Linked DNA regions of Homo sapiens: region 2 is linked to region 1. Evidence: chromatin loops called from intact Hi-C (ENCODE). Cell type or tissue: Caco-2. All regions are shown on one strand. Each heading gives the region's core, and the rest is flanking DNA. Links, peaks and the distances in the headings are about the cores only.

Region 1 (5,000 bases), core at 1-5,000:
GAGGGAAGAAGGTGAGAAGCACATCATGTGAAAGGTGGCAGAAGAGATGCTTCCCCAGATATTCTGTGGTCTGAAAAGAGAGGCTCAGAAGAAACACAGCAGCTGGCTGTTTTCCTTTGCCTGAAGGGCTGTCATATGTAAGAGAAAGTCAAAAGAATCCCTGTTGTCTCAAAAGGCAGAATTCAAGTGAGTAGGCAGAAGTTACAGAGAAGCCAACTACAGCTCCATATCAGAAAGGTATGCACATCTCTCACAGTCAGAGCTCCAATCCATGGGCTGCCTCACACATTGCCCATCACCAGAGGTACTTCAGCACAGGCTGCCAGTTCTGAGATGCAGGTGGGACAAGGCATCCCACACAGCCCCTTCTGGCCTTAAGGCTGTATTACCCTCACGGTCCCCACTGTTCACCTGGCACCTTGGGACAAGCTGACTGACAATTCCATTTATTACACTGTCTGATGCTGAGATCATCATCTGATCTTTCTTTTTCTTCTTTTATATATTTTAGAGATGGGATATTGCTATGTTGCCCAGGCTAGAATTGAACTCCTGGGCTCAAGTGATCCTCCCACCTCAGCCTCTCAAGGAGCTGAAACTACAGGCACATGGCAGCACGCTCAGCTGTGTTCAGTGTTTCTTGAATTGCCCACATTGTTTGACACAGCAAGAAATCAGAAAGTGTAGTACTTCTTGATCAGCTATGGAGAGGTGAGGGGGTTAAACTATGAAGAGAGATCCAAGTAAAGAAGCAGCATTGAGGGGCTGCTGCAAAGAGGATGGTAGGAGATTACAGGAAGGCCTGACCAGAGCTTGGACAGCAGGGAGGAAAGGAGGACAGCCAACAAGTACCAGGCAGCATGGTCAACTGGCCTGACCTAAACAATGATGACATGCCCCATCACTAAAACACGGGCTCTCTGCACACCAAAGGCAACTGATAAGGTTCTAGGACCAACCAGATTGGACCATGACAGCCATTCTGTATGTTGTGGACGATCAACGGGGGGGCCACGTCGGTGCAGAGGTAATGATGGGCATCTGCTGTGAGCCGGAAGTAGCCATCTACCAGGGACACAAAGGACAAGGCCTCCTCGTGGGAAGAGAGCTTCAGTTCCTGTTGAGAGAGAAGAAATTCCCACGGTTACATCATGTCTCTATCAGCTTAAGTGGCTGACTCTGTAGGGAGGTGCACAGTGAGAAGATTTTTATAACCCAATGGGAACCCCAAAGGGAAAACCTTTTCATCAATACTAAATATACCCCTTGCATGCATTTATTTATTTATTTATTTATTTATTTATTTATTTATTTATTTATTTATTTGAGATGGAGTTTCACTCTGTCGCCCAGGCTGGAGTGCAGTGGTGAGATCTCGGCTCACTGCAACCTCCGCCTCCTGGGTCCAAGCGATTCTTCTGCCTCAGCCTCCCAAGTAGCTGGGATTACAGGCACCTGCCATCACACCTGGCTAATTTTTGTATTTTTAGTAGATACGGGGTTTCACCATGTTGGCCAGGCTGGTCTTGAACTCCTGACCTCGAGTGATCTCCCACCTTGGCCTCCCAAAGTGCTGGGATTACAGCCGTGAGCCACTGTGCCCGATCCCCCTTGCATTTATATAGGACTTTCACTGTTCAACACATTTTCCCATCTATTATCTCAAACTATCAGATGACTCTGTGTGTGTGTGTGTGTGTGTGTGTGTGTGTGTGTTGGGGGTGACGCGGTGGGGGAGGCTGTGGCAGGCAGGGAGACATGCAGAGAAGCTGTCCCCTGGGTCCGTGTGTGTGTGTGTGTGTGTGTGTGTGTGTGTGTGTGTATGTGTGTGTGTGTTGGGGGTGACGCGGTGGGGGAGGCTGTGGCAGGCAGGGAGACATGCAGAGAAGCTGTCCCCTGGGTCCAGATGGGAGAAGAGGAAGCCTGAATCAAGGTGGCAGAGGCACAAAAGTGGAGGTGGGAAGGGGCAAAGCATGCACCGTGATCTTGGCACTCAACGGTGAATGGCTAAATCGGCATTATTCCTGCTTAGGAGAAAAGAAACAGAGGCAGTGTGGTTCATCTCATAGCAGACTTGCTCTAGAAGGTGAAACTCCCGGATTTTAATCTAGGAATAATCCCAGGCCCAGTGAAGAGTTTGCTAGATTAAGCCTAGGGAGCTCTGAGAGTTGGAGAGAGCAGAGTGTCTTACTCAGAGTGGGAAGAGGCAAAGGCACCTGTGGAGAAGAGGAGGGAGGGGATTTCCATCAAGGAAGGTGTTCTGAAAGACACCTGTGTTGTAGATTTGGGGTACTTTTGTCCTGATCATTGATCCCTGAAGAGACTGCCCATTTGACAGGAACTATCAGGTCAATCAAGAACATTTCCTGGCAAGGGAAGGTATGCAAAAGCCATGATTTGGAGCTTTGACTCACAAAAAAACATTAAAAAGCATCTGAGGCTTCAAAAAAGGGCAAAATGACTCTTTCATAGCCCTGTAGAAAGGAGAGGCAGGTGGCAGAAATGAGAGGACAGTGAAGGGAAAAAGGAGCAGGGGAGACAAGCCACTCGGCAGGAGGGAGGTCAGGGGCCTAGTGCAGCTGTAATGCCGAAGGAAGCATGCCTGGGGCTATGAGGAAGGAGGCCTGGAGAGGGCAGGGTCACCATAGGAATGGCACTTCAGAAAAAAGAAACCACACTGAGCACACTGCCTTGCGGGTGTGACCAGGCACCCACCTGCGGATATCCCTGAAGAGCAAATTCAAGATGCTCTGAACAAGGGGCAGGCTGGCCTGGGCAGCCCCTCACCCAGCCACATGATAAGTAAGACCACATCTGCACTTACATTTCCTGAGAACAGGAGTCTAAACAGAAATGAGGGATGCCAAGGAGATGTAGAGAGAAGTGATACATGAAGGTCTGACTTGACAACATGCTGGTATCAGGGTTTCTTCAAAGCACTGCCTGATTAAAGGGCTTGGGAATCCCATGGCTGGGAGGGGACAACGAGGGCATGAGATTCTAAACTGGCAGCATGGAGCAGTGGTCAACCCTCAGCTCAGGCTCTAGAGCCAGCTGCTCTGGGTTCAAATCGCAGCCTCTCCACCTGCTAGTAGGGTTATGCATATGGAATCATCATTTTTATAGGTCAAAATGGTCAAATATTGGCAATTTCAAATGCTTTAACCTAACAGCTCTGTGACCTTGGACAGGTTACTTAACCTCTTCGTGCCTCAGTTTCCCCTTATCATACTCACCCATAGGGTTGACATGAAAATTAAAATAGGTGGTATTTGTGAAGTGCTCAGAATAGGAAGTACCTGACACACAGTAAGGGCTAGCGTGGTAAAGAAAAACAAACTAATGGAGGAATCAAGTATTTCTTTCTTCCTGCCCTCCTCCTGCTCCCTCCACAGCACTGTGGCTTGGCATAGAGTCATTGGCCCATGTGGCCAGGGTGAGCTCTGACTTAGATGATGGGTGCACCAACTTGTGTTGGTGCTAGACTTGACTGTGTCAACCAGGACAGGACAGGATGGGGCAGGCTCATAAAATGTGCACCAGGCATACACCACGTTGAAGAGCCAGATCATGGACATGTCAGCCTCTCCCTCACTCCCTTCGGGGTCTCTGGGGGATGATAACGCCTTAGAAGCCAAAGCAACACAGGCAAAATGCACAGGCAGGAACCAGACAGAGCTGGGCAAGTGCCTGCCACTTTCTCACTGAGTGACCCTGTGCAAGATCCCATGCCTCTTGATTAGTCTCAGATTCCTCATTTCAAGTAGAGCTGATGCTCAGTCCCCTAAGGTTCTTACAAGGACTAAGACAGACCAAGATACAGGCACAGCATATAACACGGGGCCTAATATCCAGGATGCAGCATGTGACACGGGGCCTAATATCCAGGATGCAGCATATAACAGGGGGCCTAATACCCAGGATGCAGCATATAACACAGGGCCTAATACCCACGATGCAGCATATAACACGGGGCCTAATACCCAGGATGCAGCATATAACACGGGGCCTAATATCCAGGATGCAGCATATGACACGGGGCCTAATATCCAGGATGCAGCATATGACAGGGGGCCTAATATCCAGGATGCAGCATATGACACGGGGCCTAAAATCCAGGATGCAGCATATGACACGGGGCCTAATATCCAGGATGCAGCATATGACACGGGGCCTAATATCCAGGATGCAGCATATGACACGGGGCCTAATATCCAGGATGCAGCATATAACACGGGGCCTGATATCCAGGATGTGCTCCATCAACAGCACTTCTTCTTTTCTCCCTCCATTTCGCATCTTTCCATTAACATCCATCTGAGCTCTTCTACTTCTCCCTCTTCACTTTGTTTTTACTATATTTTTCTAATAAAATTAATGTAAGTTTTTTGTTTAAAAAAAAAGGAGGGGAGAATAAGAAAATTAAAACCACTCATAATGCCACCATAAATAAGTAGCTGTTAATATTTATTTTTCTAAGAGCATGTGTATATACATGCATACCTATTGATATTTTGAACAAAACTGGTCCCATTCTATAGGTAAAGTTTTATATCCTGCTTTTTCCCCTGACCTTTTTTCCAGGTCATTAAAAAATTCAGCAACCTGATTTTCTAATATTCTGCTTCTCAGGCAAATTGTGATTTATTTTCCTATTCTCCTATTATTGTATATTTAAGTTATTTTCAGAATTTTGACACTTTAATTACTACTGGAATGAATATTCTTATTCATAAACCATAACCTGCCTCTCACATTGTTTCTGGAAGATAGATTCATTCTCTAGATTCCTGAACAGAGGGATATATAAATATTTTCAAGGCTTTTAACAGGTTACCAAACTGTTTTCCAAAAGGTTATATCAGAAAGACAAGTTATTCTGAATACAAGAGAGTGACTGTCTGCCCTAAACCGTATCACCAGGCTCTTCCTCAGCACTGAGCGTTATCATTGTGACACAGTATCTGCCACATTTTGGCAGAATGTGGCCTTTCCTGGTG
Region 2 (7,824 bases), core at 1,704-6,703, 160 kb after region 1:
AAATTTTAAAACGGAAATATAACTCCAAAAGAATTGGCATTTTTATGTTAATAGTACACAAAATAGACTTTAAGCCAAAAATCATTATTGAAAACAATTTGGCAATTCCTCAAAAAGCTAAAAATAGCATTACCATATGGCCCAGTAATGCCACTCCTAAGTATTATATATATATCCCAAAGAATAGAAAGCGGGGACTCAAACAAGTACTTGTATACCAGTGTTCATTGTAGCATTATTTACAATGGTCAAAAGGTGGAAACAACCCATGTACCAACCAGATGTATGAACGAAATGTGGTATATACATACAATGGAATATTATTCAGACATAAAGAGGAGTGAAGTTCTGATAGATGCCCCATGGTAGATAAACCTTGAAGACATATGCTAAGTGAAATAAGCTAGATGCAAAAGGACAAATATTGTATAACTACACTGACATGAAATATCTCAAATAGGAAAATTCGTAGAAATGTAAACTAGACGCAAGTTTGTCAGGGGCTGGGGAGAAGGGACCTGGGGAGTTTTTACTTACTAGTTACTGAGTTTCAGTTTGGGGTGATGAAAAAGTTTTCGAAGTAGATAGCGATGGTAGTTGTATAACATTGTGGACCTAAGTAATGCCACTAAATTGTACCCTTAAAAATGGTTTAAATGGGCCGAGCATGGTGGCTTATGCCTGTAATCCTAGCACGTTGGGAGGCCTAGGAGGGCAGATCACTTGAGCACCAGAGTTTGAGACCAGCTTGGGCAACATAGTGAAACCCTGTCTCTACAAAAAATACAAAAATTAGCTGAGCATGATGGCATGCGCCTGTAGTCCCAACTACTCCGGAGGCTAAGGTAGGAGGATCACTTCAACCTAGGAGGTTGACTGCACCACTGCACTCCAGCCTGGCAACAGAATAGGACCCTGTCTCAAAATAAATAAATAGGCTGGGTGCAGTGGCTCACGCCTGTAATCCCAACACTTTGGGAGGCTGAGGCGGGTGGATCACTTGAGGTCAGGAGTTAGAGACCAGCCTGGCCAAAGTGTGAAACCCTGTCTCTACTAAAAATACAAAAATTAGCCGTGCATGGTGGCAGGCACCTGTAATCCCAGCTACCTGGGAGGCTGAGGCAGGAGAATTGCTTGAACCCGAGAGGCAGAGGTTGCAGTGAGCCGAGATCGCGCCACTGCCCTCCAGCCTGGGCAACAGAGCAAGACTCCATCTCAAAAAAATAAGTAAATAAATAAAAACTTAAAATGGCAAATTTTACTGTATACATTTTATCAGAATTTTAAAATTACAACAATAAAGATAATCACTTAACAATACAATTTCAGCTTACTAGGAAAATATAAAAATTTTGAATTTATAAGTACCTAGTAGTGCAGCCACAAATTATATAAGAGAAAAATCAGAAGATCCATATGGAGAAATAGACAAATCTACAATTATATGGGAAATTAAAAAATACATCTCCCGATAATTGATAGAACAAGAAAAATCATTAAATAGGCCAGGACTGGTGGCTCATACCTGTAATCCCAGCACTTTAGGAGGCCTCCGAGGCAGGTGAACCACCTGAGCTCAGGAGTTTGAGACCAGCCTAGCCAACATGGCGAAACCCTGTCTCTACTAAAAATATAAAAATTAGCTGGGCATGGTGGCACAGCCTGTAGTCCCAGCTACTCGGGAGGCTGAGGTATGAGAATTGCTTGAACCCAGGAGGCGGAGGTTGTAGTGAGCTGAAATTGCGCCACTGCACTCCAGCCTGGGCAACAGAGAGAGACTCTGTCTCAAAAAAATAAAAATAAAAATAAATCATTAGAGGATTCAAACAATAATGATTAATAAAACTGATCTAATAGAGATTATCTATATTTCATTCAACAACTGCAGAAAAAAATTCTGAAGTCCACACAGAATATTTCAAAAATGGACTCATACATAGTCATTAAAACAAGCCTCAACAGATATTAAAGGATTAATACAGAGGATGTTTTCTGACCTAAAGTGATCTAACTATAAATCAATAATAAAAAGGTAAACAGAGCATCTCCATGTTTGGAAAATTAAAACCATGCTTTTAAATAACTCATGGGTCAAAGAAGAAATCATAGTGGAAAAAATTTTTAATTGTGAACTCTGCCTTTTTTTTTTTTTTGACAGATTCTCACTCTTGTCGCCCAGGCTGGAGTTCAGTGGCAGGATCTCACTGCAAGCTCCACCTCCTGGGTTCAAGTGATTCTCCTGCCTCAGCCTCCCAAGTAGCTGGGATTACAGGTGTCTGCCACCAGGCCCAACTAATTTTTGTATTTTTAGTAGAAATGGGGTTTCACCATGTTGGCCGGCGCTGGTCTCGAACTCCTGATCTCGGGTGATCCTCCCGCCTCAGCCTCCCAAAGTGCTGGGATTACAGGTGTGAGCCACTGCACCTGGCTGTGAACTGTGCCTTTTTAAAATGTGTGAGTGACTTAAAAATTACTTCATATCAAAAACATATAGGGTAATAGCTAAAAAGTGTTTACAGAGCTGATTTATAGCCTTACATTTTATATTAGAAAAGAAAAAAGGCTAAAAGTAAGTAAGTCAAGCATCTGCCTCAGGATATTAGAAATAAGCTGCAAGATAAACAGAAATAAAGAAGTAGGAAAGAGATAACAAATAAGAACAAAAATGTGTAAAATAGAAAAACTATGTAACAGGAACAATAAAGCCAATAGTTGATTCTTTGAGAAGACTAAAAAAGGTGTAAAATATTTGGTGAAACTAATGAGAGACACACATACATACAGAGAGAGAGAGAGAGAGAGAGAGAACACACACACACACACACACACACACACACGCTATCAGGAGTGAAAAAGGGGATATTACTCCAGATGTTGTACACACTGGAAAGATAATAAAAGGATATAATGAATGACTTAAATCTAATCCATTTGACAAAGTACACTATATGGACTAATTTCATCGGGGAAAAATCAACAAACCTTATAAAGATATTTTAAAAACATGAACATGATTCTGCTAAGAGAGCATTTGAAAAAAATAATAAAGGCCGGGCCCGGCGGCTCACGCCTGTAATCCCAGCACTTTGGGAGGCCGAGGCGGGCAGATCACGAGGTCAGGAGACCGAGACCATCCTGGCTAACACGGTGAAACCCCGTCTCTACTAAAAATACGAAAAAATTAGCCGGGCGTGGTGGCGGGCGCCTGTAGTCCCAGCTACTCGGGAGGCTGAGGCAGGAGAACGGGGTGAACCCAGGAGGCGGAGCTTGCAGTGAGCCAAGATCGCGCCACTGCCCTCCATCGTGGGGGACAGAGTGAGATTCCGTCTCAAAAAAATAAAAATAAAAATAATACAAAAAACAAAAACAAAAATCTCGAACAATCCTATGATCATTAAATAAGTTGAATCGTTTACAGAAAATCCACAAAGAAAATTCCAGGACCAGAAGCCTTTCATATGACTTCCACCAATCTTTTAAGGAACAAAGTATTTTAATATTACATAAACACATACAAGAAGGAACAACTCTCAAACTCATAAGACACTAAAATTCATGTGAAGACTATGTCAAAATAAAATTACAATCTAATTTGACCTATGGATGTATGTTGAAAAAAATCTGAAACAATATATTAGCAAACTGAATCCAGCAATACAAAAAGATAATATAGAAAAGCAAGTGTATCCTAGGAATACAAAATTGGTTTAATATTTGAAAATGAAACAATGTAATTTGTCATGTTAATAGAATAAAGGAGAGAACCCATATGACCCCCCCCCCAATATATTTAGGAAAAGTGAATGGTTAAAAAAAAAAGTCAATATGTATTCTTAATTTTAAAAATCAGCAAACTTGAAATAAAAGGAAACTTTTAAGTGAAATAGGGTACCTACAGAAAATCTGTAGCAAACATCATGCAAAATAGCGAAGTTGCTATGTCAGAAGATGTGAGGCCGGGCATGGTGGCTCACTCCTGTAATCCTAACACTTTGGGAGGCCAATGTGGGTGGATCACCTGAGACCAGGAGTTCAAGACCAGCCTGACCAACATTATGAAACCCCATCTTTATTAAAATTCAAAAATTAGCAAGGTGTGGTGGCAGGCACCTGTAATCCCATCTACTTGAGAGGCTAAAGCAGGAGAATTGCTTGAACCCGGGAGGCAGAGGTTGCAGTGAGCCGAGATCATGCCACTGCACTCCAGCCTGGGTGACAGAGCGAGACTCTGTCTCAAAAAAAAAAGAAGAAGAAGAAGAAGAAGGCAGAGCGTGGTGGCTCACGCCTGTAATCAAAGCACTTTGGGAGGCCAAGGTGGGCAGATCATCTGAGGTCAGAAGTTCAAGACCAGCCTGGCCAACATGGTGAAACCCCATCTCTACTAAAAGTATAAAATTAGCCAGGTGTGCTGGTGCATGCCTGTAATCCTAGCTACATGGGAGGCTGAAGCAGGAGAATCGCTTGAACCCGGGAGGCGGAGGTTGCAGTGAGCTGAGATCACGCCATTGCACTCCAGCTTGGGCAAAAAGAGCAAAACTCCGTCTCAAAAAAAAAAAAAAAAAAAAAAAGCTGTGTATAACTTTAGTTCTGTTAGACAATGCCACACTCTTTCAAAGTGGTTGTGCTAATTTATACTCTCAGCAACAGCCTATGAGAACTCTCATCACCAATCCACATTATCACCAAAAGACTGTGAACCACTGTCCTAGAGAAACTCTTGCAATGTGTACTACAGACAAGTACAAGAATTTTCTCAGCATCATTGTTCTGAGTAGCTTGAAACTGGAAACGATTCACTGTGCTTCTGGGGAGGCAGCAAAATTTTATATCTGGATCACAGTACTGGTTATGTAGATGTTCATTTTATAATCATTCAAACTGCACATATATGCTTTATGCACTTTTCTATATGTACTGCATATGTCTCATTTGAACTTCTACAAAGGCATTATATTCTTCAAAGAAACTTCACACACATTTTAATAAATCTTATCTGATTTTACAATTACCACTTGTGGTTCCTATAAGAAACTTGTCCATATTAGTTAGGGCTCCACTAGAAAAGAAATTATTTGTACAAATTTGGTAATTTGAGAAGAGTTTAATTTAAAAGGACCATCTACAAAGGTGTGGGCAGGGTTTAAGGAGCTCAAATGTGGTAACAAAATACTCTAGAACTAGTAACTTGGGGTGCCTTTCCCACCCTTTGGGGCAGGGAAAGAAAGCCTTTATTAGAACCAGGAGATAGAGCTATGTGGAGAGAGCTACTCAACTTGAGCTATGACCTCTAGTGGAAAGACAGAGCCAGTCCACACCACAGTGACCGCATACAAAGGGGATAAATACCCTGATTTTGCTCCTCTCCCTTCCCTCTCCCAATCTTCTGTCTGTGCTCCTTGTTGGTGAACCCAACCAGAAGCCAGAAGACAAGAGAATCTGTGGATGCAATGCATTTAGGTCAACCACCCAGAGAACCCAGCAGAATGGAGCTGGGCAAAGAGTAGATCCGAAGTGATGAGAAGTTGTTCACATGTCCGTCTGAATCTAAAGTGGTAGCCACTTCCAGTGTTTTTCTTTTAAAATACAAGGTTTGGGGAGAAGGAGAAATGACCAAGGGATTTAAATTATAGCTGTTATAATCCCTGCTTCTGCAGCTGATGACAAGGCGTACATTGGTACTCAAGGCTACCTTCTTCCACCTCCCACTTCTGTTCTTTCCTTCCATCGGCACTTCAGCAGGATGTGTTTTACCTTTTTCCTTGTCCCAGGCTACTTGTCCCATAGTAAAGATGCTTTTGCCTATTTTCCAAAGTAGATTTGGAGAGACCCAAACTTCGTTGCGTGTAGGATATGAGGCATTGATAATCTTGTCTTTATTGGGTGGCTGCACTTTTCCATTCACCAGAACAGTGGGCCAAGGAATGCTAAGAAGTTGTTCATTGAATCCCTGAGTTCTAAACATAGCTCTCCCTGTCTATCCCCGCTAGGTAGCAGCAATCTAATTACTGCTGTTAAGGATATATTACCCCTTTTCTATATATTGGTTCTATGACCTAAGGAACCCCTAATGCCTGGGGGTAAGACTTAGCTTCCATTTCATTGGAACCATGTCTATTATACTTCCCATTTTTTTAGAAGAGGACACTAAAACCAAGAGAATTTGCAATATTTGCCTAAGAGTGCATAGTTAGTACAACAATGGAACTAGAAGCTCAGCCTCCTGACTTTCAGACTCATTTGCTTCCCACATACTGGAGGAGTACAGCTGTGTCTTATCACTGTAACAGGTGGACATGGGAAACAGCAATAACACAACGTTAGACTGTGATAAAGGTGACTCAAGGGAGGGAGGAATACACAGTAGCAGATGTCCTCTAAATATTAAGGCACAGTAGAGAATAAGACATTTGTCATCCTGCCATCTCATTGTGCCAAGCTACAAGAGTAATGTTTTTGCCCTGTGTTTTTCCAAAGCAGGGCCTTTTCCAAAACAATTCAGGGTGATGACTACTTGAGTGCATTTTAATGTGTTTGCTAATGAATTTTCTTGATATTGGAAAATAACATTTTTCTTGTGTAATGTCCCCTCTCCTTTCTCTCAAAGGAGCCCACATTGCCATTTTTTTATTTTTTTATTTTTTCTTGGTCACAGAGAAGTCCATGCTAGTGAAGCAATTAAGGGCTCTTTCTAACCCATAAATCACCAACAAAATGGATATTCCAGTGCACCCATAGGGATTGGAGGGCTCATGTGAGGGAAGTTTGTAAATGACTCTGCATTTTAGGATTTCCATAGCCTTTCTGAGGCCCATTAAACTGATCAGTAGGTAGTAAGTGATGAGGCATAAGGCTGGGAGGTGGGGTGATGTAAAGAAAAAATTAAGAAATGAGACTGAGTCAGCCAAAGTGAAAATTTAGTTTGTAAGAGTTGGTGCCTCTTCAGACTTCTAAGCAACTTGAAGAAGGTAATCACCATTTTATTACTTTTATTATCTTCTTTATTTTTAGACTTTAACATAGTCAATAGTGGGTTGCAGTACCTTGCTAAGAGGGAGGAGAACCAACTTCATACATTAGTGTCATGCTAAAATATTCATTGGGAAAAATTAATATAGCATTTTATTTAGGGCTTTCAATGTGTATATCAAAGGAGAAACTAATCAGGGGAAATTCAGTCTATTCTTAAGTTGGTGGGGAATGATATTTTTTGATAGGGAGTTTTTCACACCTGTTAGATCATATAAATTCAGTGGATGCTTTTTTTCTCATGAAAAGTGAGGAAGCAGTAAACATTTAAAACATAGAATTTTTTTTCCTGTCATCCTTACACAGGGGCCATGCTAATCTTCTCTGTATCATTCCAACTATTAATTATTTTTAAGTGAAGTATTTAATACGCTGATGTTAAGGTTCGGTTCAATGACTTTTTTTTAAATTTTAGAGGTAGGGTCTCGTTCTGTCACCCAAGCTGAAGTACAGTGGAGTGATCATGGCTCACTGCAACCTCAATCCCCTAGGCTTAAGTGATTCTCCCACCTCAGCCTCCCAAGTATCTGGAGACACAGGCATACGTAGCCATACTGGGCTAATTTTTATTTTTTATTTTTGTCAAGCTATGTTGCCCAGGCTGGTCTTGAATTCCTGGCCTCAAGCAATCCTCCCACCTCAGCCTCCTGAGGCACTGGTATTACAAGCCTGAGCCAACATGCTTGGCCAACAGATTTCGATAATTGTACACATTAATGTAACTACCATCTAAAGTTCCAGAAAGTTGTCTCATCCTCTTGTCCCTTTCTAGTCAAACCCCCTTTCCTTCTCACTGAG

The links. Hi-C counts contacts between places; a loop is a spot of excess contacts. Peaks named below come from ENCODE experiments on the same cell type or tissue, not always from the same donor. Only the 100,000 strongest peaks of a DNase experiment are listed, where the experiment ranks them.
Region 2: it touches region 1 in a loop (17-fold over the local background); 11 of 110 quality-filtered maps call a loop at or near these places.

Annotation. Positions count from the first base shown.
Region 1 is chr1:64,859,146-64,864,145 of GRCh38, forward strand. It overlaps JAK1 (Janus kinase 1), which reads right to left. Exons shown (of 25, transcript NM_002227.4): 9 at 960-1,117. Among named protein-coding and RNA genes, the nearest start is that of JAK1, 100 kb to the right of the region's middle. RefSeq lists enhancers at 1,863-2,408, 2,497-2,546. In Caco-2, for the core only: no CTCF peak of the experiment used is centred there; a DNase peak (open chromatin) is centred at 2,616.
Region 2 is chr1:65,015,681-65,023,504 of GRCh38, forward strand. It overlaps a transcript of JAK1 not described here and the pseudogene RNU6-1176P. Among named protein-coding and RNA genes, the nearest start is that of LINC01359, 17 kb to the left of the region's middle. In Caco-2, for the core only: no CTCF peak of the experiment used is centred there; no DNase peak of the experiment used is centred there.